Regions from separate parts of the Homo sapiens genome. Here all the other regions are linked to region 1. A link is a loop called in an ENCODE intact Hi-C map of the cell type or tissue named here. Cell type or tissue: B cell. All regions are shown on one strand. Each heading gives the region's core, and the rest is flanking DNA. Links, peaks and the distances in the headings are about the cores only.

What was found. A loop is a pair of places that touch in the nucleus more often than their neighbours do. Peaks named below come from ENCODE experiments on the same cell type or tissue, not always from the same donor. Only the 100,000 strongest peaks of a DNase experiment are listed, where the experiment ranks them.
Region 2: it touches region 1 in a loop (4-fold over the local background); 4 of 110 quality-filtered maps call a loop at or near these places.
Region 3: a loop joins it to region 1, with 11 times the contacts of the local background. A loop is called at or near these places in 3 of 110 quality-filtered maps.
Region 4: it touches region 1 in a loop (7-fold over the local background); 12 of 110 quality-filtered maps call a loop at or near these places.
Region 5: a loop joins it to region 1, with 12 times the contacts of the local background. A loop is called at or near these places in 12 of 110 quality-filtered maps.

The regions. Positions count from the first base shown.
Region 1 is chr21:25,605,791-25,611,954 of GRCh38, reverse strand. MRPL39 (mitochondrial ribosomal protein L39) reads left to right here and starts at 4,474. Exons shown (of 10, transcript NM_017446.4): 1 at 4,474-4,552; 2 at 5,300-5,506. The coding sequence starts at 4,480. RefSeq lists a silencer at 3,370-3,429 and an enhancer at 4,410-4,529. In B cell, for the core only: CTCF peaks have their summits at 3,286 and 3,499 (motif pointing left); DNase peaks (open chromatin) are centred at 3,494 and 4,404; H3K4me3 peaks cover 2,299 bases; H3K27ac peaks cover 2,610 bases.
Region 2 is chr21:25,964,880-25,971,043 of GRCh38, reverse strand. All of the region lies in intron 11 of APP (amyloid beta precursor protein), which reads left to right. Among named protein-coding and RNA genes, the nearest start is that of APP, 200 kb to the left of the region's middle. RefSeq lists an enhancer at 2,955-3,064. In B cell, for the core only: no CTCF peak of the experiment used is centred there; a DNase peak (open chromatin) is centred at 3,283; H3K4me3 peaks cover 1,178 bases; H3K27ac peaks cover 2,802 bases.
Region 3 is chr21:25,453,987-25,460,150 of GRCh38, reverse strand. The region is part of intron 8 of LOC105372753 (a long non-coding RNA gene); the gene reads left to right. Among named protein-coding and RNA genes, the nearest start is that of LINC00158, 25 kb to the right of the region's middle. RefSeq lists a silencer at 1,830-1,959 and enhancers at 2,439-2,728, 2,080-3,279. In B cell, for the core only: no CTCF peak of the experiment used is centred there; DNase peaks (open chromatin) are centred at 2,560 and 3,250; H3K4me3 peaks cover 584 bases; H3K27ac peaks cover 3,516 bases.
Region 4 is chr21:25,878,380-25,883,876 of GRCh38, reverse strand. It overlaps APP (amyloid beta precursor protein), which reads left to right. Exons shown (of 18, transcript NM_000484.4): 18 at 2,106-3,327. The coding sequence ends at 2,207. Among named protein-coding and RNA genes, the nearest start is that of GABPA, 150 kb to the right of the region's middle. In B cell, for the core only: CTCF peaks have their summits at 1,692 and 1,898 (motif pointing left); a DNase peak (open chromatin) is centred at 1,886.
Region 5 is chr21:25,419,273-25,425,436 of GRCh38, reverse strand. LINC00158 (long intergenic non-protein coding RNA 158) reads left to right here. Exons shown (of 5, transcript NR_024027.2): 3 at 788-883; 4 at 4,637-4,729. Among named protein-coding and RNA genes, the nearest start is that of LINC00158, 9.3 kb to the left of the region's middle. RefSeq lists an enhancer at 3,692-3,891. In B cell, for the core only: CTCF peaks have their summits at 3,275 and 3,474 (motif pointing left); DNase peaks (open chromatin) are centred at 606, 1,146 and 3,546; H3K4me3 peaks cover 2,220 bases; H3K27ac peaks cover 4,039 bases.

The DNA.
Region 1 (6,164 bases), core at 660-5,659:
TTTTTATTATGTAGACACGTAAAATGCATGTCAAATGCTTCTGCAATTATTTGATTCCCAAAATACAGCTTATTTGTATGCTTCCTAGACCTTCAATTACAGGCAGTGTAACTGACCCAGGGCCCCAGCTGCTGAACTCTGAAATAACATGTTTGCTTTGAGGCAAACATGCTTCCTGCTTCCCAGGGGCTGCTCCCAGCCAAAGACTGAGCACAGTGGGGACACTGAGGCATGCCCACTTTGGCTTTGGGGATTTACCTAATGATCTTGCTGAAACTTTATTAGACTGCACTGGTGGTCAAGAATGCGTTCATTCAATTTTCCTTCCTTCTCTTCTTCACATGGAGTCAGCCTTACCTGGCCACCTTCCCCTTTTCCCTTACAAACATTTCTCCTAACGATTTCCTTGCATACTTACCTCTGTCTTGGTATCTGTTCTTCAGAGTATCTGGACTAACACAAACTGATTAAAAGTACAGCTTTGTGAGGCACAGAACCATATGTTTGGTATCTTGCATGTTGGGTCAGTAGGAGGAACATAAGATAGAGGTTATGTTCCTCTATCTTATGGGGATACTGATAGAGGCATAATAATGGGGTAGCTGATAGAGGCATCAAGAACTCTCAACAGTGGTATCCTGTGTGGGGTTTTGGTAAGAACTTGTGAATCAAGAAAAGAACTGAGAGTGAAACTTTTCCTTAGGCACCTTTACATTAAAAGACAAAATTTCCCAACAAGTAAATGTATAATGATTTGAAAATGTAAAATCAAATATTTGGATTTAAAAAGCGTATGAATTTGAGAACAAAGAAAGTATAGGGTTTGGAGACAGCCAGATCTGAGTTTAAGCCCCAGATAATCTTTGCGATCTTGGGAAAATTACTGTGTTACTGGATTTTTTTTTTTTTCTTTTGGAACAGGATCTCACTCTGTCATTTAGGCCAGAGTGCAGTGGTGCAATCACAGCTCACTACAGCCTCGACTTCCTGGGCTCAGGTGATTCTCCCACCTCAGCCTCCCAAGTACCACCACACCCAGCTGATTTTTTGTATTTGTTTTGTAGAGACAGGGTTTTGCCATGTTATCCAGACTGGTCTCCATCTCCTGAGCTCAAAGGAGCTGCTCACTTCAGCCACTCTACAGTGCTGGGATTACAAGAGTGAGCCATGAAACCTGGCGTTGTTATTGAATCTTGATTCCAGTGATTTGCATTCCTCCTTGAATGTGAAGTATATAACCTCATTTACTGGCTCCCTGCAGGAGGCATCCTACTTGATTGACATTGGTCTTGACCAGGGGACTTGCTGGGGCCAGGGGACTGTGTGGCTGAGACACAGGTGAGTCTGAACAGAAGCTCTTAAGAGCCAGTGCACAAGGTGGTTAACTGCATTCTTTTCCCTCTGCCACAAGAAGCACAAGACCAAGTAGGGGCTGCTTCTATGGCCTGGATTCTGGAATAAAGTTGCAGAGCCGCAATTGGCTGGTAGCTGCCATCACTGACAGCCAACATAAGCAAAATAAACTTTCATGGTTGAAAACCACTGAAGTTATTCTCCAAAGTTTTGATGTTGAAACATTTCAGAATAAAGTTGAAGGAGTAGTTCAACTAAAATCCTCACTTAGATTCTCTAATTGTTAACATTTTGCCACATTTGCTAAATTTGTCTTGTTCCCTCCCTCAATATTAGAGCTCCCTGTTTTTGCTGAAACATTTGGGAGTTTGTTATAGGCATAGTGATATTTGGTTCCTAAATATTTTAATATATATATCTTAAGAATAAGGATTATTTCCTATATGACCATGACACTATTATTGTATCCAAGAAGTATAACATTGATATAATATTATTTAGTATACAGTTCAAGTTTCTCTGTCACAATAACATTCTTTGTAAATTTTTTTTCCTGATCCAAAACCTAGCGAGGATCATGCATTGATAATAACTGTATATTTCTTTAGTCTCCTTTAATTTAGGACAGTTTATTAACTATTTGGGGGTTCATCTTTCATAAAACTTACATTTTTGAAGAGTTTAGGTCAGTTGTTTTGTAGAATATATCACTTTTTGGATATACCTGATTTCCTCATAATTCTTTAGATTCAGGTTAAATATTTATGTTAGGAATACTCCATAGATAATATTGTTTATATCACAACCAAGAAGCACAAATAATGTCAGATTGTCTCATTTTGGGTGATGATAAGTTTGACCACTTGATGATGATATCCACCAGATTTCTCCATTGAAAAGTTTCACTTATCCATTTGTATTTTGTCAGTAATATGTGAGGTGATACTTAGAGACTATGTGACTATATCCCTGATCCTCAACAAACTTTCTCTACTGATTTTAGCATCTATTGACGATCCCTTCCTGTACCAATGGTTACATTGGTAGATGCAGAATGGTGATTTTCCCTATTCTATTATTCCTATGACTTTTATTATCTGGCATTCTTTTGTACAGAAAACTCTCTTCACTCTTTCTACACTGATTTATTCTTGAGTGTCATTACGGATTCATGAATTTTTAATATACATGTCATAATATTTCAGCATTATTCTTTTTGTTATGCAAACTCTCCCAAATTTGGACAGCGGGAGGACCTTCGAGCTTGGTCCGCCGTCCTTTTTAACATGTTTCTGTTTGTCTGTATTTTATAGTTAGTTGTAGGCTTTCTGGCACAGTAATGATCCAGGCTTATCTTAGATATTTACTGTTACAGACTTGATACTTTTTATTTGGCAGAGACATTGACAGAGTGAGACTAAGATTTGGGGAGCTGGTTGATAAAGAAGGCAAGATAAAGAAGATTCAGAGTAAGAAAATATTTGGGGGGAATTCTTGGCCAAAGATTTACCTCGGGTATGTCTCTCAAGCTCTTAAAACCTGAATTTCTTTTCCTGGAATATGAAGATTATTATGCCAATTGCTCAGGTAGGTTGTGAAAATTAATAAACCAAGCCCTATGATTGGCACATAGTATTTTTTGGCCATTATCACTAGTGACAACCTTTCAACTAGGTTAATTTCTCATACCGGTGAACTCCAATTACCTGCCTCCAATGGGTTTGTGATCAAACTTGCTTAAGTTTATGTTCAGAGGCTTTGCTTAAATGTGGCTCTAAGATGTTCTAAGGGCACTAGAGTGTTTCTAGGTAAGGTTAAATGGGTACAGGCTCTAAAAGGCCGATGAAACAGACAGCTTTCATGGGAACTGTATGCAAATTTGAGGAAGCAAAAGATACACCCGCCCTCCAACACTATATGTATATATGTACATTTCGTGGTTTGAATTAGGATCTTAAATGAAATGTAGCCTGGTAAAATGTAGACTGGATGTAAATCCAAGCTCCGTCACTTACATTTCCCATTTTAAAAAGTGAAGATACTTACACTTTCCTGGCGCAGTGGTTGTGAGTGTAACATTTGGGCCAAGGAGACGGTCGATCTATCGTGGCGCAGGGTCATATTTGTACCTTAGGCGGCACTTCCACCTGGTGGCGGCGCATTCCAATTGCAAGGCAAAGGACAGAGTGGGGGAAAGGCTGAATTCGACACCCTTAAGTAAAGCCACAGAATTAAACTACTGTAAATGAAAATATTTCCATCCTGTACCTACAGAGTGCTTACTTCAAATAACACTCACGTCCTGGTAGGACAGAAAAATTAGACAATGAGCTGAAGTTTGCCTGCAAGGGCATTCATTCATTCATTCATTCAAGAAACATCTGTTGAGCGCTGACTGCGCTGTGCTCTGTTCTGGGCGCTTGGGATACATCAGTGAACTAGAGACAAAAATTCTGCCCCGGGATGCCTTCTCCTATACATCCTATACTATATAAACTAAACTAGAAAATTTGTAAAGAGCTCTTAGGAATTACAACGTCCTCTCCAAAGTCAAGGGGACGTGTTCCGAGGCCTCTATTACCACAGCTAAGGGGAGAACCGGGGTGCAGACCCACTCCAGCCGAACTAAGAACCTACCCGGCACAATTGAAAGTTAAGCCACGCGCTAGAGGATGTCATCGCTGACAAAATAGAAGACGCCTTCCCCATTCCCCCCCACCCCCGCCCCCGCCAAGAAAACCATATATTCTTTTAGGGAAGCAAGCGCTTCACCTGGGTGGCCGGGATCGAACCCGCGGAGGGCTGAAGGCGGAGGGCAACGACGCCTGTGGAACTCTGTTTCCCTGCAGAGCCTACGTGGTGGGCGGCAGGCCGACCGCCCTGGGGGCCCTGCACCTCTGGGTAGGTGACCGCGCCCAGGTATCGAGCACAGGTAACGCGCCCCGGCTCCGAGTCTCGGGGTCTCAGCCACTGAATCCCCAGCGAGGCCTGACGCCCCCCGGTGGAGGCGAGCAGTCTGAGTGCTGGGTCCGGAACAGACCTGTCCTGCGGAACTCCGAGTGCGCGTTCGGTTTCCGGGGGAGGAGGGCGGAGAAGGACTTGCGCGCGACGGTTCTCACCGCTGCTATGGAGGCGCTGGCCATGGGTTCCCGGGCGCTGCGGCTCTGGCTGGTCGCACCCGGTGGCGGGATCAAATGGAGTGAGTTTCAGAGGCCGTAGGGACAGGGAGCGAGGCCTAGATAGTGGTGTCTGTCTAGATTGGGTCTGAGGCGGGGCCGGGGAGGTCCCGCGGGGCAGAGGAAGGAGGAGGGTTTCTTAGTCCCTCCGCGGCGGTCGCTCTTGCACAGCTTGGGAGGACTAATTTATGGGAACGAGGGTCTGGCGGAGGGCAGGGGCAAGGGCAGGGGTCGGGGCCAGGGGTCGGAGCCAGGCCGCGGGAGGAGCTTGGGCCCGCCTCTGGGAAGCAGCGCACGTTCCGTGCACATCTGTCCATGTCTTCCCAAGGAATACTCGTACTTGCCTTGGCAGGTTCCCTGATTTGGCCTTTGGGATATAAACTCAGCATTTCTCATTCTGGATATTGATAGTTTCGGTGTGGGACCTTTGGTTTCCTGAAATTTTCTTGTTTTTCTTCAGACCCTGTCAAACCGACCACTTTGTTCACCTTCCCAATGACTCTAGTCCAGTTTTGACTCCGTTTCCTGGTTACTTTTTGCCCCTTATTGTAAAGCACTGATTGGAAACACGACACAGGAAATTGGTGGGAAATAGCGATCTGATGTGAAAGAGCCAAATTTAAAAGTAGAGGCACGTATCTGGGCCAGCTCTGTTTCTTCCGCTGGTGTTTGTTAATATTACAAATTGGTTTAATTTTACCTCTGAGCGCACTTTTGGCAGTACGTTAATCATTTTTTCAGTCTTCATATTTATTGTAACTTCTCCACAGGATTTATAGCAACATCGTCAGCTTCTCAGCTGTCACCGACAGAATTGACAGAAATGCGGAATGATCTCTTTAATAAAGAGAAAGCCAGGCAGTTATCATTAACTCCCCGAACTGAGAAGATAGAAGTTAAGCATGTTGGGAAAACTGACCCCGGTACTGTCTTCGTGATGAATAAAAACATTTCAACTCCCTACAGTTGTGCCATGCGTAAGTAGCAGAATCAGGTTACAGTTTTGACCCTTTTACTTAAGCTGTGTGGAAGCACTGGTGCAGGAGACAGGATGCTGTAATTACTTCTGGTCATCTGTGGCCATGGCAATCCCTTTATACCAAAATCCTTTCTTGAGACCTGCATGGTGACTGCTCCCACCACATCACAGACCTAGCTAAAAAGAGCAAGCAAATCCCAGCTACTTGGGAGGCTGAAGCAGGAGGATAGCTTGAGGCCAGAAGTTCAAGACCAGCCTGGGCACCATAGCCACCCTGTCTCTCAAAAAATAAAAATAGAAATAAATTAGCCAGATGTGGTGGGCGCAGAAGTCCCTGGACTTCCCAGAGGTTCTTTATCTGGCACCTTATTGTCTATTCACTGTCCCTGTAGTTCTGGAGGGTACTCTGAGTATTGCAAGGTTGGCACTGTAGTGCACAGATTGTCCTGCCTGGCGCTTGTTTGAATCTGGCTTTGTTTATGGTACTAGATAATTTTCTGGCAGAAGGTGACCAGACCTGAGTGCATTGTTACTAGTGTGCTTTCTCCTTTAATTTAATTTAATTTTAGAGATGAGGGTCTGGCCCTGCTCCCAGGCTGGAGTGTAGTGGTACTATCATAGCTCACTGAAACTCCTAGCCTCAGCCTACGAAGTAG
Region 2 (6,164 bases), core at 559-5,558, 360 kb before region 1:
TGTATATGAATATATTGTCCAGTTATTGGTGGTTCAGGCAGGAGGGTAAATCCAGTTCTTCTCACTCAATCTTGGCTGGAATTGTTTGTGCATTTTATGCAACTTAACCAGAAAGTCACCCATTTGCACCGATTTTCCTCACCATTTTGATTTTTCTTTCTATGGATAAAGTTACAGTGCACAGAAAGCCATGAGGAGCCGTTAAAGAGCTCGTGGCATTCTTCCAAGACGTAAGATACTATTTACCCTGTTCTACCGATGATATCACTGCAACCTCGGGAGATGGAGCGGCTGGTTCAGGGTGACACTGCTGGGAAGGGAGAGGGTAGAGCCGCGAGTCACTGTGGTGCCTTCTCACTAGAACGAGCTTCCTCTCTAAACAAAGAGCTTTTGAAAAAGAATATTCATATTAGCGTTTTCATTTTCTATTTGCCAAAATTCTCTATCTTAGCAAGGCACTTGTCAGGAAATTTTTTTTTATATCTCTGCAGAACAAAAGTTCCTTGGTTCCTCTCTTTTTTGGAGAACACGCTTTCAGGAGAGGAGCCGTGTGATCATTTGCCAGAGAAGGATAGGCTGGTGGGTGCTGAGACCAGAATCTTTATAGCAGAAACTTGTGAAGCGTTCCAGCTGAAAGTCCAATCTCTAAAGTAAGATCTTTGCTAAATGGACATTGATGGGACTAAAAATAAGCTGAGGGCTGAATGGAGGCTTTAACAAATGTACATTTAAACTCTCAGTTTAGTCTCATCAGCCATCACAGGAAAGGCAGTGGCAAGAATGTTTGCCGAAGTGTCATCTTTTATCAAAGGGGATAATTTTAGAGTGGTTGTAATCGTGCTTATTGTGGGCCTCCGCATTGCTTCATATGGAATTAGGCAACATGTTCATTTGAAAAAAAAATTAAAAACTGGATTAGGAAGAAATATTTTACTGTCAAAAATCAGATCACTGTTGTTGATTGATCTAAGGATTCCTGTTAAATTCTTAACTCGGATTTATTTATTTATTTATTTATTTTCTCTCTCTCTCTCTCTTTCTCTGTTTCTCTTTCTCTCCTGCCTTCCTTCCTTCCCTCCCTCCCTCCTTCCTTCTTCCCTTCCTTTCCTTTCCTTTCCTTTTCTCTTCCCCTCCCCTCTTCTCTTCTCTAATCTTCTCTTTTCTTTTCTCTTTTCTTTTCTTTTCTTTTGTTTTCTTTTCTTTTCTTTTCAGGGTCTTGCTCTTTCACCCAGGCTGGCATGCAGTGGTCCAGTCGTAGCTCACTGCAGCCCCAACCTCCTGGGCTCAAGCAATCCTTTTGCCTCAGCCTCATGAGAGTTGGGTCTACAGAAGCTCCACCATGTGTGGCTAATTTTTAAAAAATTTTTGTAAAGACAGGGTCTCGCTGTGTTACCCAGGCTAGTCTTGAACTTCTGGCCTCAAGCGATCCTTTCACCTCGGCTTTTTAAAGTGCTGATATTACAGGCATGAGCCACCATGACTCACCTTTAAATCTTTCCTTTGTAATAAAATGTGGCTGGGTGGTCACAGGCCTGGAGTCTAGGGGGCATTACTTGCCATTTTTGTTAAGTTACCATCTTTAGGTGTTCATTTAAGTTTTAATGTTGTATGGCTTGACCTGGCACTTAGGTCTGCACTTTGGCAGGCACAAGAAAATTGTAAATACCTTCTTTTTTTTTTTTTTTTTTTTTTTTTTGAGACAGAGTCTTGCTTTGTCGCCCAGGCTGGAGTGCAGTGGCGTGATCTTGGCTCACTGCAAGCTCCGCCTTCTGGGTTCACACCATTCTCCAGCCTCAGCCTCTCAAGTAGCTGGGACTACAGGCACCCGCCACCATGCCTGGCTAATGTTTTTTTTTTTTTGTATTTTTAGTAGAGACGGGCTTTCACCGTGTTAGCCAGGTTGGTCTGGATCTCCTGACCTCGTGATCCGCCAGCCTCCGCCTCCCAAAGTGCTGAGATTGCAGGCGTAATTAAATGCCTTCTTGAGGACTTTTATACCTTCCTCTTGAAGACATAAATCCAGAGCTTACTGGTGGTTGTCTGAAAAAGATCACATCTTGTAATAGGAGTCATACATAAATATTTCTGAGATCTCCCTCATACTTAACCACCGTGCCTGGAAAATGCAGACAACTGTATTCAGTAAATGGTATTTGAATATAAGTAAATCAAAAGTGTCGTTTCCATAGATTCTGTAGATGTTACCACTTAGAATAATTACCTGTCTAACCCTTAACAAATTCTACCGTATATTCTCAGACTTTGCAAACACGGGATTCCAAAACAATGTGGATTGTTTTCAGTTTCTTTGAAGCTCAGATTTAAATCATACTTTTACTCAGTTTTTAAACCTAAACGTGGAAGTGTTATGAGATGTTGTTTTTGTGCAGCTAGAATTCCTTGTTCTACTAATGAATTTCATTTCCTGAGTCCCTGTGTCTGAGTATACTGTATGTTTCAAATTTCTGATTTAGTTATGTACCTATAGGCAAATACACTGAATGGTCAACCTAAAAATGCATTGTTTGACTCATATTTAGAGTCATACATATATAGGCACATGTATTTAAAATAAATACTTTAGGCTAGATGTGGTGGCTCACAGCTGTAATCCCAGCATTTTGGGAGGCTGAGGTGGGAGGATCCCTTGAGCCCAGGAATTTGAGACCACCCTAGGCAACATAGAAAGGCCCTATCTCTACAAAAAAAAAAAAAAAAAAAGATTTTTTTAATTAGCCAGGCATGATGGTGCGCGCCTGTAGTCGCAGCTACTCTGGAGGCTGAGGTGTGAGTGTGAACCAGGAAGTCAAGGCTGCAGTGAGCTGTGATGGTGCCACTGCACTCCAGCCTGGATGACAAAGCAAGACGCTGTTCCAAAATTAAAAGTTAAAAAATGAGATAAATACTTGAAATATTACAATTATTAAAATAGTTGTTTTCCCCATGGGAAAAAAAAGTTGAGCAGAGCTGTGTCTTTGCACTCAGAAAAAACTCTTACTCTGTTGAAGGCTAGTGACTCTTCTAAACACCAACCCCTTCACCTTTTTACTTTCCTTAGACTTTCTTTGGAAAATCAAGGAGTTAGCACTTTTTCCCCCTGGAAGAATTAAATGCCTCTCCAGAACTGCAGCACAGGAGGTTAACTTCTACCACCTTTGGAGGCCTGCAAGCTACCAGATTAAATACTTAAAGCTAAGCATTCATCATTTCTTAACCTGCCCTCTACAGTCATGCACTTCCTGCTTTTTACTTTGTCAGGGCTCGTACTCAAACTATTCATAGCTTCATGAAACAGGAACTAAATGCTGTCTGAGCCTTTCCCCTTGTAACTCTCAGCGTTCTGCTTATCCTTCATAGACAGAAGATGATGATATGTCCTGACTGTTGAAGAGAAATTAGACTTAATGTGATCCTGTACAGTTAAACCAAAGGCCAGATAGGGATTTTTTATTTCAATCAACTTTCTATTGTAGGCCTAGGTTTGGAAAACCTTAGCACCCCCTAATTTGTAAGACTTGAACTGTTTTAAAGATAAGGGATACACAGCCAAAGCTTTCTTTGTAATTCTGAGATTTTTGGTGTTTTTACAGATACTTAGTCTAAATCTTTCATCAGACAGTTATCATGATTATTATTCTGACTTCAACAACTGCATTTTCTAAAGGGAAGTGAGAATTAGGAAACATTTTCCTGTACATCTGTTTATCTATCCCAGTTGTGTTGTTTGGATTTTTTCAGTGTCTTAACGATTGAAACCATCTTATCCATACTGAAATTCATTTCATGCTTCTATCTGCTGCTTCACATTCAGGCTATCAGTTTAATTGAGCAAAAAAAAAATGTTGGCAGTTTCTATAGCATCGGCATCCTTCTTTGGTTTCTCATTTTTGAATGGTTCAGCCACATGTTAAATTTTGCTGAGATCTCTGGAAACTTCTTCACATAATTCTTTGATAGAACATGAATTCTGTGAGACTCTTCATTAAAGAGCACGGTTTCATCACTAAGTTGAGATTTTGCTCAAGGCTATTTGGTAAATTCCAGCAGAAGAGCAATAAATGTTCAACAAGAAACAGCCGTCATTGGAGATAACAAGGGTAGACATTAATGGGAGGTTTGTCACAGGTAAACAGGTGATGGCATGAGAAGGTTTAAACCACCTCATAAATAAATTTTTCGCCACTATATGATGTGGATTACAACTAAACCAAACTTTAACCAATGTGGGTGTTGGTGTACCTTTCTTTTCTAAAGCAAAAAAGAAATTGTGGTACTAAACTTGAGCTTTTATATGATACCGCTAATTGCCCTTCACCCAACAAACCAATTATTTCTACCCATCACTTTTCGTTGCAAAAGAAATTATCTTATAAAATATATGTATATAGCATATATCTCCAAAGCAAATATGGGACATCTGTACCTCAATGTAACTGATAGTAAGTTAAAAATTATTTGCTGAGTTCTTGGTATGTGGACAGATGAATATTATAATGTTTAAGGCATTCCACCAGCAGGTTTTGAATTTAACCAAAATTTTATGAAGCTAATCAGAATGGAATTAAAAGTTGAAAGACTGCCAGGCCAAAAAGATCATCTTTCAGAAAAGTAAATAATTGCTCTATACTTACATATTTATTATTTATTTGTTCACCATCCGTTTATTTTTAGTTGAGTTCTGTATACATTGGTGAGCAAAGGGGGACTCATTAGCTTGGGCACTCCTAAGGGCAAACCCAATAACAGATAGTGAATGGGAAGGAAAATGAGAGAATTAGCATTTAGTGAACAAAATCTTATAAACTATGCTGAATGGTATACATGCTCTTTCAGTAAAGCCACTCAGTACTATTACTTCCCTACCTTCTGAATGTTTACCAAGTTCGATAAAATCTTGCTACATACAAATGGGAAGTATGTAACAAGAGATACTAGTGGTTTCTGGGTTTAATTAAGTTACATAGAACATTAAGAAGTATGTTGGGAAGGCATTAGCTTAAAAGCTGTCTTTTGCCACTGAGGCCATATTCATCACCCAGATTCCCTCCACAGTGGAGCACTGCTCAGTCACTGCCTTCAGAATGCAAATAGGTCTTCACAGGATGCTATTAAAACCCATAGCACCGTATGGTTTTACGCTCTGCTTTCTTCCAGCAAACCTACGTATTTTAATGTTAATATATATGTTCATTTTATCTTTGAGAATGAAAATGTATTATGAAAATATAAATATTTAGTTTTTGTAGACAAATAGCACATTTAAAGATCCAGTAGTTATTCACCTGCCTGGTATGACTGATAGAGAACAGATGGGTAGCAAAGAATCCTCACCCTGGAAACATGTACGCATACACACGCAAACACAATCTCGCATAAGCTTTAAGGGGTTCATTCATTTTGTGAAGGTTGACCATGGATACCAGTTTAAAGATGCCAGGTGATGTTTGGCTTTTAAGTATCATCACCTTGAGTTTCCTTATATAAATGTTTTAATATCAACAAAAAACTCAGAATTTCTAATAGGTCATAACACTGCCTAGGTATGGGAAGAGGAGAGGGTAAAATTAAAAGAAATGCAAATGTACTTTTCTTTGAATAGGCTAACCAGTTAGAGGATGTATGAAGCAGGACCACCATAGTCCAAGTATGAATATGCAAAATTAAAGCAGATTGCTGTAAATCTCTCTTAAAAAGTCAAGAATATGTCACAGTTGGCATTTTTCGGATGATCAGACCGTTTGACAAATCTCTGCAAGGGTCCGAGTTAGTCGAACATATCTTTTGCTTATGATTTCAGCAACACTGTGCGCTTTGCCTTCTGGGTTGTATTACTAATTCTGTTCATCATTAAGTGTACACATGTTTCACTGTTTGACTAAACAAAGCTTGAAGACATACAAGTCCAAACATTTTCTGTCCTTTCTGTATTCCCAGGTCAGAAGATCTTAGCTCTTTATCCATTCTGTGCTAGAGTTTGTCTGAAAGCATGAATCATGGGGTTGTGTTGGGTGCTAAATTTCAGTTCTATATGCTGCCTTCACTAATTTATGACTGTGGTCTGAACAACCAAAATAAATTATTTCTGAGAACTAGCAAAATACCCTGGAAAAAATTTATGAAACCTACCAGATTTGTAAAAAGGTCAGCCAGGCGTGGTGGCTCAT
Region 3 (6,164 bases), core at 618-5,617, 150 kb after region 1:
CCTAGATGACATGTCTTGGCTAGAGGCAGGATGGAAGGTGAATTTTCCAAGGTAGAAAGAGATCCCTGTGGGAATAGGGGAGCGTAGGGAGGAGGAGAGAGGAATGTCAGTGGGAGTGAGTGGATAGGGTCAGTGCCCTGCTTCCAACTACATGAAGAAAGGGATGGAAAGAGCCTAAAGAGAAAGTGGATGCTTAGTGTTGAGGCAGATGAAACTAAGAGGAGCCATTCTCCCAATGGCAGACATTTTGGAATTTAAAATAAAAAAAAAAGGGTGCTGCAGGGAGCATTCTTGTGTCCCTGTGCAAAAGTGTTTCTGGATTTTATGCTTTAGAAGTTGACTTGCTGAGTCCTGAATTTCCAAGTTTACTAGATAGTGCAAAAATGTTTTCTAAATCATACCAGTGTACTCTTTCAACCTCTTATATTTTTCTTCTCAAATGTATGCTACACTGCCTTAGTGAAATGTCAATGTTCATTAATTACCAGTCATTAAGAATTTGTAAGTTTCCTATCCCTCTCCCCTACTTCCTTACCATTACTTGTCATTGTCAGCCTTTTGAAAATTTTCCAGTCTGATGGACATGAAAGAGTATCTTGTCTTAATTTGCATGTTTCTATTACCAGCAAGTGACAGCTTTTTTCCACATATCTTTGTTGGCCATATAGAGCTTCTCTTCTGTGAACTGAAGGTTTATATTTCTCTATCTACTGCACTTTTTGCAGTTTCCTCATTTATAGGATTTTTAAAATATTCTAGATTGCAAATATTTTTCAAATGTCTTGTAAATATCTTCTGTCACTTGCTTGCCTTTTAACTTGGTTTATAGTGTTGAATATATAGAAATTTAAAATGGTAATGTCATTAAATTTATTCTTTTTTATTTTGTACTTAATGGTTTGCTCTGTTATTTCTTTATTTCAATAGACTCAATTTTTTAAGAGCAGTTTTAGGCTCATAGTAAAATAGAGCAGACGATACATAGATTTCCCTTATACCTACCTCCACCCCTGCATAGGCATAATTTCCTTCATTTTCAATATCCTGCACCAGAATGGTACATTTGTTACAACTGATAAACCTTTTTATATTTTGATAAATCTTTTTTAACTTTAGTATTATGAGAGAGCCTCCTACATTTTCTCCTAAAATTTTTAAGGTTTGCTTTTAGTCTTTAATCCATGTGGACTTCCTGTTGGTATATAGAATGAAGAGAAACTTGATTTTCTGATACATTTTAAAATCTACTTCTAAATTACATGGGGCCAGACCATCCTACTAGCAGATTCACCTGTGTCCTCGCTGAAAGATTCAGGATAACAAAGCAGTTCATAACAGGTGTTAGGACAGGAGATTGTGGGTCTATCACTGGACTCTTGGATAGGTCTCAGAAACCAAAGAACAGGCCAGGGTATTACCAAGATTAGTGAGTGGCATGACTTTTCCATGTCAGGGATGTTGGCTGATTAGGCAACAGGGGCATTCAGATTGAAAAGAGATATAGCTGGCCTGTCCTTACAACTGGATATTAGGATCTGTCAAAACAACTGACAAAGCTGCCACCATAGGAGCAACTATGGCAGAACTAACACAGCCAAAGTGTTTTCCAAGCCAGTGTACACAACCTAAAGGAGAATATTTCCTGGGAAAGGTTTCATCCCTGTAAGATCATTAATTTATGCCATGTACACCGTAACATTTTTAAGTTCTTAAAAAATTTTAATGTAGTGGGATGTAGTAGAGAGAGGGAAAAATCATTTTTAATTGTTTGGTTGGAAAAATGAGATTCATATGTATTTCCCCCCCAAAACATAATACAATAAAAGTAATAAATTTTAATAATTTTTTTTTGAGACATAGTCTCACCCTGTCACCCAGGCTAAAGTGCAGTGGCGTGATCTCAGAGCTGGGATTACAGGCGCAAGCCAACAAGTCTGGGTAATTTTTGTGTTTTTAGTAGAGATGGGGTTTCACCATGCTGGCCAGGCTGGTCTCGAATTCCTGGCCTGAAGTGATTTGCCTGCCTCGACCACCCAAAGTGTTGGGATTATAGCATGAGCCACTGTGTCCGGCCCAATTTTAATAATTTGAGCAGGGCTCACAGTTTTTCCTATAAAAATTCTTCCTTATAAGTAAAACAACTACATGGGATTTCATGGCTATTTTGGTATTTATATAACTCTTTAAGGAAAATAAAACTTTAGTTATATATATAAAACCTTGAGTTATATAAATAACTTTGAGTTATATACAGTTATAATGGCATTATGTGCTCTAAAGCAAAATCTCAATGTCCATTGTCTCACTGATCATAATTAAAAAGTATAACCCAGAATCCAGTTTGTAATTTCCAAGATGACTATCACTGTAAGTATTTGAAACACAGTTGATCTTTGTAAAAAAATTTTTTAATGAAAATAATTAGCTGGGAATATCCCACATGTATTCTAAATCCCCCAGTTGGTTTAGGTAATTTTTCTTATTCTTCCACAACACATGGTATTCTTTCTATGAATGACATCAGTTTGGAAATACCCCGTGGTTTTCTGAGTTATAAATGGGTATCTCAGTATGAACTCCTGATTATATTATGATTCATACTTTCACTTCTGTTTTTTCATACTATCATTTTGAAAAAGTGAAAATGAAACTGTGTCTCACTGGCCAAGAGTTCACAAGGGAGATGGAAAAGCAGAGTTTAATGGAATGATTTTTAAAATATTGAAGGATTGTGGTCTGAGAATACTGTAAAAACCATTTCTTAAGGAAAAGCAATGTAGTTGGGATCAAAACAAAAAAAATGCTCTTTGAGAGTTTCTCTGGAACTTTAGAGTGTCTACTGTCAGAGTTTTGCTTCACATAAGAGCATTGATGAAGTAATAATTATTATACTTATAATTATTCAATTATCAAGTATTGATTTCTTCTGGCATTTATTTATTTATTTATTTATTATTTATGACTCTTTAAAAAATTGTTTTTCTTGGTGGAACTAGGTTATGAACCCTAGCATTTTAATTCTAGAATTTGTTCTCTTAAGTATCACACTGTAGTAGCAATTTGATGGTAACACTAAAGAAAGAAAGAAAGAAGAAAAGAAAGGAAGGAAGGTGTGGAAAGTCCCAGAATGACTGCAGGTCTGAGAACATTTATTCAAACTGCAAATTTTCTTAGGGCAGGGGTCACGCTTGCTCTGGCTGTGTTCCCTGCACCTCAGTTCCTGGCACATAGCAACGCCTGACAAATATTTGTTGAATAAATGAGTACAGTAGCTTAAAAGCAAATTTTTGTACTTCATGGTTTTCTGTAGAAAGCCACAAGAAAAAAATTTCATCTGAGGTCTCAGCATTCTAGTAACTGTGAAGTATTAAGACTTGTATGAGTTCCCCTTATGAGAGGCTTAAAGTATTAGTATCATGAGGTATGAGGTTTAAGGCTAGATGCCTAAATGGCGTCTCATTTTTTATTAAGCTGGACTTGTAGCATGGGAACTTTGCCAGGGATTATAACACCTTTATAAACATTAATGTGATTTTAAAAATTGTTAGCTTAGGCCAGGTAAGGTGGTTCACACTGTAATCCCAGCACTTTGGGAGGCTGAGGTGGGCAGATCCCTTGAGCCCAGGAGTTCGAGACAAGCTTGGGTAACATGGCGAAACCCCATCCCTGCAAAAAATACAAAAATTAGCTGGGTGTGATGGTGCACGCCTGTAGTCTCAGGTACTTGGGAGGCTGAGAGGTGAGAGGATTGCTTGGGCCCAGGAGGTGGAGGCTGCAGTGAGCTGTGATTGCACCACTGCACTATGGTCTGGGTGGCATATAGCAAGGCCTTGTCTCAAAAACAAGTTAAAAAAAACTTATTAAGAGTAAATTTGCCTCCTTGGGCTGCTTGTCACCAAATGGCCATTCTTAACAAATAATTACGTTTTGTGGGTCAATATGTGTTTTTAAATTTTATTTTATGTATTTATGTTTTGAGGGTGTCACTACTGTTACTCAGGTTGGAGTGCAGTGACACAATCATAGCTCACTGCTGCCTCAACCTCCCTGGGTTCAGATGATCCTCCCCACTCAGCCTTCTGAGTTGTATAGGCATGTGCCACCATGCCGGGCTGATTTTTCTTTTCTTTTCTTTCTTTCTTTCTCTTTCTTTCTTTCTTTCTTTCTTTCTTTCTTTCTTTCTTTCTTTCTTTCTTTCTTTCTTTCTTTCTTTCTTTCTTTCCTTCTTTCTTTTTCTTTTTTTTTTTTTTTGTAGAGACAGAGTCTGGCTATGTTGCTCAAACTTGGTCTCGAACTCCTGAGCTCAAGCATTCCACCCTGCCTCATCCTCCAAAGTGCAGAGATTACAGGGGTGAGCCACCATGCCTGGCAATATGTGTTTTTTAAATGAATAAATTAACTCTTCACCTTCAAATCTCCTCTTCCCAGACCAACTTTTTTCTCTACCAACCTTGCTTTGATGATTATATTTCAAATATACCAACTCCTTTAGGTTAAGGCATTGAAGAATGGTTTGTCTAAGAGAGGATATCACCTGTTTTAACATTCATTAACATTTTAAGATGGAATAGTCCAACAGACCAATGAAGCAGTTACTCCCTGCATTTCTAAGAACAGAAGAGGTGTATGAGGAATAAAAAGAATGTCTGCATATCTGCAGTAGCCAATATGAAATGTGAAGAATGTTTAGTAGAGAATAGAAAAGTTATTTCTTCCAAGAATGGTCAAGAGGACTTCAAAACATCACTTAAAAATGTTATAATATTCCAATGTCAGTTATATCAGTAACCTGATCTGAAAATGATGTTGAGAATATGCTGAGAATAATAATGATATTAATAAAAATGCTTATTATTTTGAGTAATGACATTTTGCGATCACTTATTAATCAGCAATTGATTACCAGAACAGAATTGTTATAAGAATTAAATGGATATGAATGAAAAGAAAGTCAAACAGTGAGATTTTCTTTGAAAGCTTATGGAAATTGAGTGCAGCAAGATGGGTCATCTTAATGAGATAAAATAGTTTATGGGCCAGTAAGACTTGACTTGTAACTTGTTAAATATTTTTGAAACAAATAATGTGTTACACAGATAGGGAGTTGGTTCACCTGGCATATGAAAAAATAAAACAAAGAATCTATGAGGTACATTATGGCAGAAAAATCTAGCAAAATTGGGTTCCAAGTTTTTTCCTGTCTGATGATTGTTGAAATTGTAGCATCAGCCATTCTTCGCTTGGTGTAATTGAGCATCTTGTTTAAATCAACCTTCCACTTACTCTAGATTCAATTCAAGTAATCAACATTAGGTTGGTACAAAAGTAATGGCAGTTTTTGCCATTACTTTGAAAGGCAAAAAATGCAATTACTTGCAATTACTTTTGCCCTAACCTAATATTTCAATTCTAATTTGACTTCTGATATAATTTTACAAGGAAGGGATGCTTTAGCTAGAGATCCCCCTTGGCAGTTGTATTTCTTGTTGTAATTAATTAGATGGCTTTTTGTTTGTTTGTACAGAAGTATCTTGAATCGAGTTTCTGTGAATTATAATGCCCAAGTTTGACCGAATTTGACACCCTGACGAGATTGAGTTTTTGAAATGACAAGGCTGAGCAAGAGAGTTAGGGCTGCAATGGCTTCCCAAGGTTGTTGCCACTTGGATGACTTCTCCTGTTCTCTAGCTTCTGGCGGGGACACAGTGTGATGAGTACCTGGTAATAAGCATGGCATGGGGTGGTGGTGTGCTGTAGATGTTAGTTCCCATTCCAAAGTGTTTCTCCAATAGCTTGTATGAGGATGAGGGAAAGAAAATAATGCACTTGAGAAGAAGCAAAGTAGGGAGAAAAAGGAGACCTATTTGTTGCAAGCACATTTTACTGACATGGGAAGCTCTGAAAGAAATCTGTCATGAGTATATATCAGGTGTAATGGTTAATTTTAGACGTCAACTTAACTGGGCCATGGGGTGCCCAGGCATTTGATCAAACATTATTCTGGGTATATCAGTGAGGGTGTTTTTGGATGCATGAGATTAATATTTAAACTGATAGACTGAATAAAGCAGATTGCCCTCCATGATGTGGGTGGGCCCACATGGTTTGGTTCGTTGAAGACCTGAAGCGGACAAAGGCTCATCTTCCCATGAGTTAAAGGAAGC
Region 4 (5,497 bases), core at 1-5,000, 270 kb before region 1:
TCCCAAGGGATGAGGGAGCTGTATATCTACCTATTCCAGCTGCCTTGGGATTAGCCACTGGTAGTCATTCCACCTCACTCCCAGACTGAAAAGAGTCAATCACTTCATGAAGTGGGGCTATCCGAAGGGACCACAGGGGACCTGATTATACTGACAGATTTATTTTTATTTATTTACTTTTTTTGAGACAGAGTCTCCCTCTGTTGCCCAGGCCGGAGTGCAGTGGCACGATCTTGGCTCACTGCAGCCTCAGCCTCCTGGGTTCAAGCAGTTCTTCTGCCTCAGCCTCTGGAGTAGCTGGGACTACAGGCACGTGCTACTGTGCCTGGCTAAATTTTTTTGTATTTTTGTTAAAGATGGGGTTTCACTATGTTGGCCAGGCGTGTCTCAAACTCCCGACCTCGTGATCCACCCGCCTTGGCCTCCCAAAAGGGCTGGGATTTTGAGCCACCTCACCTGGCCTTTTTTTTCTTGGAGATGGAGTCTCACTCTGTCTCCCAGGCTGGAGTGCAGTGGCACAATCTTGGCTCACTGCAAACTCCACCCCCCAAGTTCAAGCCATTCTCCTGCCTCCGCCTGTGGAGCAGCTGGGATTACAGGCGTGCACCACCACGCCTGGCTAATTTTTGTATTTTTAGTAGAGACAAGGTTTCACCATGTTGGCCAGGCTGGTCTCAAACTCCTGACCTCAAGTGACGCACCCACCTCAGGCTCCCAAAGTGCTGGGATTACAGGAGTGAGCCACTGCACCCGGCCATATTGACAGATCTTTTAGTCTGAATTGTTATCAGCCAGTGTGGTCTAGTCATGACATATCTAGCTCCATCTCGAGACCTCATGTCTTACTGCTGACACTACATCCTCGCTGGTACTTTTTCTTCCTTGGCTTCAGGGGCATTGCTGTGTAGGCTCAGATCCATGCCAGATGGGGTGTGTAGGGGGAAAAGCTGCATAAGGGAGGAATGTCACTTGGCAACACTCAACAAGGGGGAATGGGCCTGCAGTATTCTCCCAGAGATGAATGAGCAGCCCATTCTAGGAAATATCCCTTTGAAGGAATATCTTCTCTATGGTACATCCAAACTTTTCTCTGGAAAACATGCCTCTTCATTCTGATGACTTTCTATTTATTCTCTTCATCTTACCATGGTTTTACAAAAGAGGAATTTTAACATACTCATTCAGCAGAGTTAAGGACCTCCTCTCTTCTGCGAACGGGGAGAGGTATAACAAATATAGTAAAACAAGAACAGCCACTGCCCACGTTGTAGGGGTAAGTACCCTGCCCAACCTGCAGACAGTAAATGCCACACACAGCTCTAACAGTGACAGGGGGAGAAAAACGTCTTCAGTTACTGGCCTGACCTTAGAGGTAAAGCAACATATTAACAGAGAGGGTCTGATTTTAAACTTTGAGCTGAACATACTTCTATAGTATCTTAATTCTCAGTTTTTAAAAAATTACATCATCTAGAATGGCGTCGTCCTTGCTCTTCCTTTTTTCTTGTGCCAAATAATAGCCCCCTTTGGTATATGTTATTGTTTTAATTGATTCTCAAACCTCTCCTTAACATTTTAACAAACATAAAATTTGATAGAAATGGGCTAGACTAAATTCAGCAGTCCAGGAAATCGAGTATTTTTCTACACAGATTTGAGTGTCACCCAAGATACAGTATACTTTGCTGAATCTCCCTCCATGATACTCTTGTGGTTTTATCTATTTTACCAAAACACTTCCACGTAAAACAGGCTTCCGTTGACTCTGTTTGTCCTTTATGGACCCAACAGGGGAGGAAAAAATACCATTGCACTGGGTTTATCCACTTACTGTGGAGTTGGGGAACCAGAAACAACCACTGGACACGTTGCAAGCGCGTCAAGGTTTCCACCGCCACCTGGTGGCTAGATGGAGCACAGCATCTGTGTAACTGGTGGGCAAAGGCGTTCTGCTCCAAGATGTCAAAGTGGGGGAGAAAATTATGGGTGTTCTGCAATCTTGGCAAAAGAAGAGTACTGTACTCCTTATCTTTTTACTGCTTCTCCATGTTCACCCTTAAAAGATTGATTTTTATTTTTTACTCAGCTCTCCTCTTGTTTTTCAGGTTGACGCCGCTGTCACCCCAGAGGAGCGCCACCTGTCCAAGATGCAGCAGAACGGCTACGAAAATCCAACCTACAAGTTCTTTGAGCAGATGCAGAACTAGACCCCCGCCACAGCAGCCTCTGAAGTTGGACAGCAAAACCATTGCTTCACTACCCATCGGTGTCCATTTATAGAATAATGTGGGAAGAAACAAACCCGTTTTATGATTTACTCATTATCGCCTTTTGACAGCTGTGCTGTAACACAAGTAGATGCCTGAACTTGAATTAATCCACACATCAGTAATGTATTCTATCTCTCTTTACATTTTGGTCTCTATACTACATTATTAATGGGTTTTGTGTACTGTAAAGAATTTAGCTGTATCAAACTAGTGCATGAATAGATTCTCTCCTGATTATTTATCACATAGCCCCTTAGCCAGTTGTATATTATTCTTGTGGTTTGTGACCCAATTAAGTCCTACTTTACATATGCTTTAAGAATCGATGGGGGATGCTTCATGTGAACGTGGGAGTTCAGCTGCTTCTCTTGCCTAAGTATTCCTTTCCTGATCACTATGCATTTTAAAGTTAAACATTTTTAAGTATTTCAGATGCTTTAGAGAGATTTTTTTTCCATGACTGCATTTTACTGTACAGATTGCTGCTTCTGCTATATTTGTGATATAGGAATTAAGAGGATACACACGTTTGTTTCTTCGTGCCTGTTTTATGTGCACACATTAGGCATTGAGACTTCAAGCTTTTCTTTTTTTGTCCACGTATCTTTGGGTCTTTGATAAAGAAAAGAATCCCTGTTCATTGTAAGCACTTTTACGGGGCGGGTGGGGAGGGGTGCTCTGCTGGTCTTCAATTACCAAGAATTCTCCAAAACAATTTTCTGCAGGATGATTGTACAGAATCATTGCTTATGACATGATCGCTTTCTACACTGTATTACATAAATAAATTAAATAAAATAACCCCGGGCAAGACTTTTCTTTGAAGGATGACTACAGACATTAAATAATCGAAGTAATTTTGGGTGGGGAGAAGAGGCAGATTCAATTTTCTTTAACCAGTCTGAAGTTTCATTTATGATACAAAAGAAGATGAAAATGGAAGTGGCAATATAAGGGGATGAGGAAGGCATGCCTGGACAAACCCTTCTTTTAAGATGTGTCTTCAATTTGTATAAAATGGTGTTTTCATGTAAATAAATACATTCTTGGAGGAGCACCATTGTGCTGGTGTGAATGATTCCATAGTAACAATCTTGACCATTTACTGACGTACAGACCAGTGAGAAGTCTTCGCATGTTGGGTACCCACACCTGTTGTGTCTTAATTGCAAGTCTGAGTAGGAAGTTGGGGCCAACATGTGTCTCCCAGTGCTGGGAAAATATTTCATAGACCTAATTTACAGTCTTTACTTGATCTAAAACATTTTGCTGCCATATTTTGGCCCTCAAGTTTGTCCCAAATGAGAGACAAAGGGAAAAGTTCCAGGGAAATAAAAATTAAGACAGCTGATTATCTGTAAAGCATGGTTTCTCATCCTGAACGCTACTAACATTTTGCAGGGAATAATTCCTTGTTGAAGGGAGTTGTCCTGACCAGTGTAGGATATTTATTTATTTTATTTATGTTTTTTGAGAGTCTCGCTCTGTCACCCAGGCTGGAGTGCAGTGGCACAATCTCGGCTCACTGCACTCCAGCCTGGGAGACAGACGAGACTCCGTCTCAATAAATAAATAAATAAATAAATAAATAAATAAAAGGAGGGCCTGGCACGAATGACATGCAGGGAAGGCAGTGAGCAGGTGGAGGTCCCTGTACTCGTTGTGGTGCCTTATCTACCAGGCGGTTGAGTTGACGTCTTTGTGGACAGAATTCGATTACAAAGGTGTCCGAAAGTCTCCAGGTGGGGGAGAGTTTTGTAGCGGGCATAATTTGGGTTGTAAATTGACTGTTGTCTCCTGAGCAGTCTCCTGGTGAGGGAGAGTTTCACTGGAGCTTTGAAACACATGTTAGACAGCCTTGCCCTGTAGGGAGTGTCTCGTGAAGGAGAGGTAAACAATTATAATTGCATTTCTAAAGGGCTAAGTAGGACATGGGAAACTGGAAAATGGAGAAAAGAAGAGAAAAAAATAGTAACTCATTCTCTTTTTCTTAGAAAAATGAGGATACTTGGTCACATCCTCACATGGTGAAGAATAAGATGGTCTCTTCATTTCCCTTCAACACTAGTCCCATCGTGAGGCTCTGCCCTCATGACCTAATCTAATCCTAACTGCCTCCCAAAGGTCCCACCTCCACATCCCATTATTGGGGATTAGGGTTTCAACATAGGGATTTGGGGGAAACACAAACACTCAGTTCATAGTGATATCTGACTGCGATTCCAAAGGTCTGAGGACACATTGGCCCTGTTGTTTTTGCTGTGTTGTCCTTGGCCTCAGGTGAACATTTTAGCTTTAGATTGCAACATTTTAAGCTAAAAACACTAAGCTAGAAAATTAAACTTATCTCGTCACATTCTGCATGGTGAACAAACTCAAAACTCACCTGAGTGTATCTTGTTTTCATGAGAAAAAATGACCGGTCATCTCCCTTGCCCTGTTAGGGACAGTTAGACATGACTGCTGTATGAAGATATGTACATGTTAACAATTCATATGTACAAGCTACTGTTCCATTTTGCCTGGCCCAAGGGGAGGTAGCTAGCTAGTTGGGGTAGCAGGGCGAATTAACCCTAATATAATAGTACATTTCTAATGCCACCAATGAAATGAAAACCAGCTCTCAAACATGGCACTATATGGGATGGCATTCCAAGGCCAACTCAGTTACAGTAACTACAGCTTTAACTTTGATCATTTTGTTACCAGAAAGGGGTCCCAATCCAGACCCCAAGACAGGGTTCTTGGATCTCATGCAAGAAAGAATTCAAGGCGGGTCCATAGAGGAAAAGGAAATGAAGTTTTAAAGAAAGTAGGAAAATAAAGAGTGGTTGCTCCATAGGCAGAGTGAACCTAAGGGCTGCTGGTTGCCCATTTTATTGTTATTTCTTAATTATTTACTAAACAAGGGCTGAATTATTCATGCCTCCCCTTGGTAGACCATATAGGGTAACTTCCTGATGTTGCCATGGCATTTGTAAACCGTCATGGCTCTAGTGGGAGTGTAGCAGTGAGGACAACCAGAGGTCACTCTCATTGCTATCTTGGTTTTGGTGGGTTTTGACCGGCTTCTTTACTGCAACTTGTTTTATGAGCAAGGTCTTTATGACCTGTATCTTATGCAGACCTACAATCTCATCCTGTGACTTAGAATGACTTAACCCTCTGGGAATGCAGCCCAGTAGGTCCCAGCCTTATTTTACCCAGCCCCTATTCAAAATGGAGTT
Region 5 (6,164 bases), core at 438-5,437, 190 kb after region 1:
GTAGAAGGTGGGAGACCCAAAAGAAAGTTAGCATAACTCTGTTTTTTTATTCTTTTTCTTACTGTAATGAATCACCTAAGCTTCCTCTTTCAATTCATGGGGTAATCTTTAAATAACTACAGAAGAAGTGGGCATAATTATAGACAGGTTCATTCTTTTCAAGATATTTTTATTCCAGCTGTGCGTTTCTTGATATTGTGTCTCCTTTCTCTCTCTTATTGTCCTTTATGTTTACACTCTGCATATTTTAAAAGAGTGATTCCTTTTCCTTGTAAATAATTAGAAATCATAGAAGTTTCTAAATAAACACAAAATAAACAATGGGATGGTGTCTCCTTTTATAGTTAAAGTTACAAGATTGTAGAGAAAAATGATTGGAAATAGGTTGATTCCATGAAGCTAGGAATAGAAAGAATAGAAGGGAAGAGGATTTGCATCGCACTTTTTTATGATATCTAAAATCCAAGTTATTTTCATAGGGGCTTGTCAGTCCTATAGAACATTCTCTATGTAGAGAGGAAAGTCACTACTGCAGAAGAGATAACCTCCTAGGGTGCGTCCCCAGGGATCCCAGCTTCTTCAGGCTTCTCTGATCCAGTATAAGTTACAAAACTTACAATCAGTGGGGAATTTCCTTATTTGAAGTCTTGCCACTTCAGTGACTTTCTAAATAGAAATTAGAGAACCCAGAAAGGTTTTGAAAAAATTTTTAGTTCTTCCTGGCAATTGCATGTATATTTTTTTCTGCATGTTATTTGGATGTGAGGAGCTGTCATTATTATTTTAGGAACAAATATGAAACAATCTCTGGAAAATGGAATTTGATTTTGATTCAACAACAGGAGAATTCTACTGTTTTTCTCCAGCAGCTCCACGATAAAAGGTATGTTCAATATCATTGAGAAGAAAGGCTACAAATGCTGCTTTTTCTTCACAATTATCATTTGGAATAAGTATAGTGAAGGCAAACTTTGAATAATTAGGGGCATAAAATTGACATGTGCTTTGGTTTTCTTGATATTAAAAAAATGTATACTATGGATAGTCATCTAGAAGTTTACTTCAAATTTCCACTGACTTTCTTATGTAGAAACAGATATAATATTCCTTTTCTAAAAAGTGAAAAAGGGAAGCGACAAAGAACAAATGTTTCACGGTTCATTGATTATAGGACCGAAAATAAGAAGACTGCATGTGTGGTATGTGTGTATGTAAAAGTGAACGAGAGAAAGAGACACAGAGAAAAAGGTGTTTGAGGCAGAAAGGAGAGTTTTTGGTAAATAAAAAAGCTCATCTATACTTAAAACATAAAAGCTTAAAATAATGCAAAGTAGAAAAAAATGGCTATAAGGGAATACTAAGAAGAGAGAAATTGGTGAGATAGGATATTTTCCATAACAATTTTTAAAGGTCATAACTATATTTTTATTTCCTAAGCTCAAACTCTATGATTATAAATAACTGACATGACTAGGTTCTGGTCACAACTTTGAACTTAGTTAGATTTGATTTTTGTGTTTTTCTTCATCTATCTACCAAGTTGATCACATTGTTGATAAAAAGGATTTAGTAAAATTAATGTAATCATTTATAATAATATTAGATTAATGAATCAGACCAGAATAATTCTCTAAAATGGTTTAAAGTCATTTAAATTAAATCTATTCAAACGTCTTTATTCCAGTGGTAATTTTCTTAATATTCTATCTCTTTTCCCTTTCTCTTTATCATTTTAATTTAAATAATCAAAAATAGAGTGGTTAAAGGGACCATGCCAAGATACTGGTAAATATGAAACTATTCTACTTATATCAGAATTTTTATTAATACATTCGTGTTCAAATAGAAATCAATTTCCCAGGATAAATCTTTCTTTGATTTATAAATTGTTAACTATTAGACCTCATTTCTGGTGCTCATAGATATGTAACATATTAGCAAACTCAGACATCACTTTTCTTCCTTCCTTGTTCAGTTAGCTGTAGAATACAAAAAGAATGGTTTCATGCTGACTGATTGCTGTCCTTCATTCTAGTATATTTATAGACCTAGCATACATTATGAAGCTTCAAAATGTTTTCCAATATAATATAAATAGCAAATTTAATTTTGAACCTATTGATATTTGGAATAAACATGTAGCACAATGTTTGACCCATAGTAGATAATCAATTAGTTTTTGTGGAAAGGATGAAATCTTCAAGTTGACTGTTCTAGAAAAATTGGCTAGCTGAAATTTGCTCCATGAAAATAGACTACTTTCCTGAGCTTATATAGTATTTTGCAACTTCCTGCTGTAATTCAGAACTAAACCAAAGCCTCTTAACTATAGATGTGTCTGAACCAATCTATCACCAATTCAACAAAAATGCTTTAAAAATAGACCAAGAATTATTCCTTTGGATAAGTAACTGATATACTAGTTTATATTTAAATTAAAAAATAATTCAGACATATAAATTGAATGCTACCAAAGTATACAAAATTAAAAGTAAAAATAAAAAACATAACCTTAAAGCACATGGCTGTTGTTGAATTGGGAATGTAGACAAGCTACTGTTACTGTCGACAGTACTTGCCAAGGTCAGGTTCAATTAACGGCCAATGCCATGAGCAGGGCATCAAAACCACCCACCTTCACAAAAAACACTTGCAGGCACCAGGCACCATGGGCACATATTCAAGAAGAGGCTAAAAACTTAGAGAGAAGCAAAGGGACTCTCATATTTCCCCTTATTTCCGTATTGTTTGTGATGAATAAAGCCTTAATATTCATAAATATCCAAATAATTCTAATAAACTACTCAAAACATACTTTTTAGATGACAAAAACACACGTAAAATGATTTTTTTTCTGGAACATCAATTCCCTATGGTTTCAGGGAAGATAAATATTAAGTGTCTTAGAGATACAGTGTGAAACCTCCTGGGTTTCATGTTTGCCACCAATTGATGAATCTGTCTTTTCTAATAAGAAATGATCCTAATATTCTTGTAGGTTATAGAATTTAAAGAGATTATAAAAATCACTCCTTCCTTCATTCTTTAAATCATTTACCAAATATGGAGAGTCTCTTAAGTTTGTAGTGGGAGTAGAGAAATAAGAAAGACAGAAATAGCCTGTCTTCATGGGATGAAACGTGAAAGTTATTACACCTAAAAACTGTGAAGAAAAAGCTATCATCAGTTCCAAAAGTTGGAGGAACATTTCAGTTAGACAGGAAGAATAAGTTCAAGAGATCTATTATATATCATGATGACTATAATTAATAACAATATACTGTATACTTGAAAATTACTGAGTGTGAGGTAATGCATATGTTAATTTGTTTGATTTAGCCATTCCACAATGTACACATAAAATTAAACCACGTTGTACACCATAAATATATAAAATTTTTATTTGTCAATTCAAAAACAGTTGGAAGAAACAAACGAGAAAAACAGAAGCACACAGCATGGTGGTTTGCTTTTTACTACGGTCTTTTTCATGTTCTTCTATGCACCTGTAACGCCCCCTTCAGGCATTTGTGTTCCACTTTCTAGGCTGGGCTCAGGGAGCCATCTCTGCCTTTTTCTAGTGCCTTGTGTCTGTGTATGTACCTCTCTCATCCTCACTATGCTATTAAAATCGATCTCTTTATATGTCTGTTTCTATCAGTGAATTACACACTTCTTGAGGGTGGTGACAGATATTATCTTTCAACCCTACTCATCATGATGCAATTGAAAAGTGGATGAGTTGATTTGCTGAAGGTTGAATTCTTGCAGGAGGCATGATGAAGAAGAAAAGCTTCACTTCTCTGGAGACAGGAAGTCTGAATTCTACTCTGTGGCTGCCACTTACAAGTACATAGGAACTGAAAACAAGGACACCATGTGAACTTGTATGGCCACTTTCAACGCTGAGCAGTGGCAGATGCTTTTGGTACTTTGCATCTCTTCCTCTCGGCCCCTTACTGATTTCAGCCACTGTGTCAGTGGACAATCTCTCAGAGTTCAGAGACTCATCTCTTGCTGGCAGCTATCTCCTGTTTTCCTGGGATTTGGCTCAGGAAAGAGGACACTGGAAGAGGCAGGGATTTTTGTCCTTGGGCAATCATTAACCAAGGACAATGGGAAGCTGTTGGAGAAAATTTTCAGCCTCTTGTCTTTGGCCAGAAGTGGGAGAGGTGGAAGGGGATGACTGCAGGGCGTTTGGTTTGCTTCTCAGAGGGCCCGGCAGAAAAAACCCACATTTATAACACAGCCTTATGTTTCCTTTCCTTCTTCTCACTCTTCTGCTCATTTATTTCAGCTTCCTGATATCTCCTTCCAAATAAACCACTTGCCCCCAAGTCTAAGTCCTTGTCTTAGGCTCTGCTATGGGGAAGACTCAAACCAAGACACCAGCCTAAGCGGCAGGGTTCTTAAGTGGTAACCTAATAAGGCCAGTACTTTTCTGTTTTGTTTCCACATAACACGTAATATGATTTTCCTCCCAGCCTGTGCATGCATTTTCTCATTGATGGTTAGGTCCAGCCAAGGACAACTTGACGGACTATTTTTTTTTTAATTGTCATTGTCTTAGAATATCTTCCCTCTATTTACTAGGCAAGATTTATGTAATTTTTGTATTTGTCTCATTTGTTGACAGGGAACCCTGAGCAGAACACATGCACAAACTCATGCCATACCCTAAGGGACAAGGTTCCCCACATCTACTTGGAAATCTTTGGGATGCTCAATGGTAAGTACTGTAAGTTGCAAGATTTCAAAAATATTCAGGAAGAAGAAATTTGTGAGCCAAGTAGCTCCAAGTCATTCAGCCTTCTGAGGTTACGCTGTCCTTTCAAATACAAATTCAATAAATGAGCCCTTCTTCCACAAATTCAATAAGTGATGCAGTTGACTAATACCCTTTCTCGTATTTCCCTGAGTCAATGAGTGAAAAGAAGTGGGTACAAGATGCTCTTGGCTTATATATTCTCCCATTTGACAAACTTCCTAGTATCCATTTCCTATATCACTTTCTTTAGCTCTGGAGCTATTATCCTCCTGGTACCTGTCTCCTGCCTATACCAATTCATTCCAAGCCAGAAAGGAGTACCTTTCCTTCAAAACCTTCTGTATCATTAACTCAGGGCTGTAACAGAGAATTTACTTTACCTGAAGGTTTGGTCATGTAGCACAAATAAGGAAACGACCTCAAATAGAATAAGTGAATCACCTTTCCTAAGTTCATTAGCCATTTCTGCTTTAGGGGACTGATATTTTTTATGCTTTTTTTTTTTTTTTTGGCTCCTGGCCTGCTACTATTTTTGTGGGTCTGCTCTCTTGTGCCACAGTCTTTTCCCCCTTTTCTTCAAGTCCTTAAATTCACCTCCCACCCATTTCAGACAAAACCTTTTTACAACACACATTATTACTGCATGTGGAACTTACCGATCATTTGTTAAATGGAACAATTTAGCTATTTAGCTTCCTTTGTGTCAACCTTCTCATTCCAGACTCTGCCCTAGACATTGCCTTTTGTAACAAAAAGTCCCAATAAAATGTTCTCTCAAACAAACTGCGGGTTGGCAATGCACATTTAACAATATAAGGATTGGCAGAAACTTTGAAAATCACAGCTCTTCTTTAACTGTTTAAAGATAAAATTCTTAGGTGGTCTCCAGGTCGAAGCATTACTCATGACTGCTCTGTCAGGGGCTTTGTTAGAGGAAGCAGGATGGTGGCAGAGTTCTTTGCTCCTTCTCGGGACATAAAATCTGCGGGTCAGAGTGGCCCCACCTGCCTCCCTCTCTTCCACAGTCAAACACAGCCTAGACTGCCTGATTTGGGGTGCAGTCCTACTGACAGCTCCACTTTATGTCTCTGGTGGATTTCTCAGGTTTGCATCATGGTCAGGGACCAGAATAAAAGAAAGTGAACTGGGAAATTTTTAGGGTCAGAAAAGGAGTTTTAAACTCATACACACTTTATCAAAATCTTTTTTTTTGAGACAGAGTCTCACTCTGTCGCCCAGGCAGGAGTGCAGTGGCACGATCTTGGCTCACTGCAAGCTCCGCCTCCTGGGTTCGAGTGATTCTCCTGCCTCAGCCTCCTGAGTAGCTGGAACTACAGGCATGTGCCACCACATCTGGCTAATTTTTGTATTTTTAGTAGAGATGGGGTTTCACCAT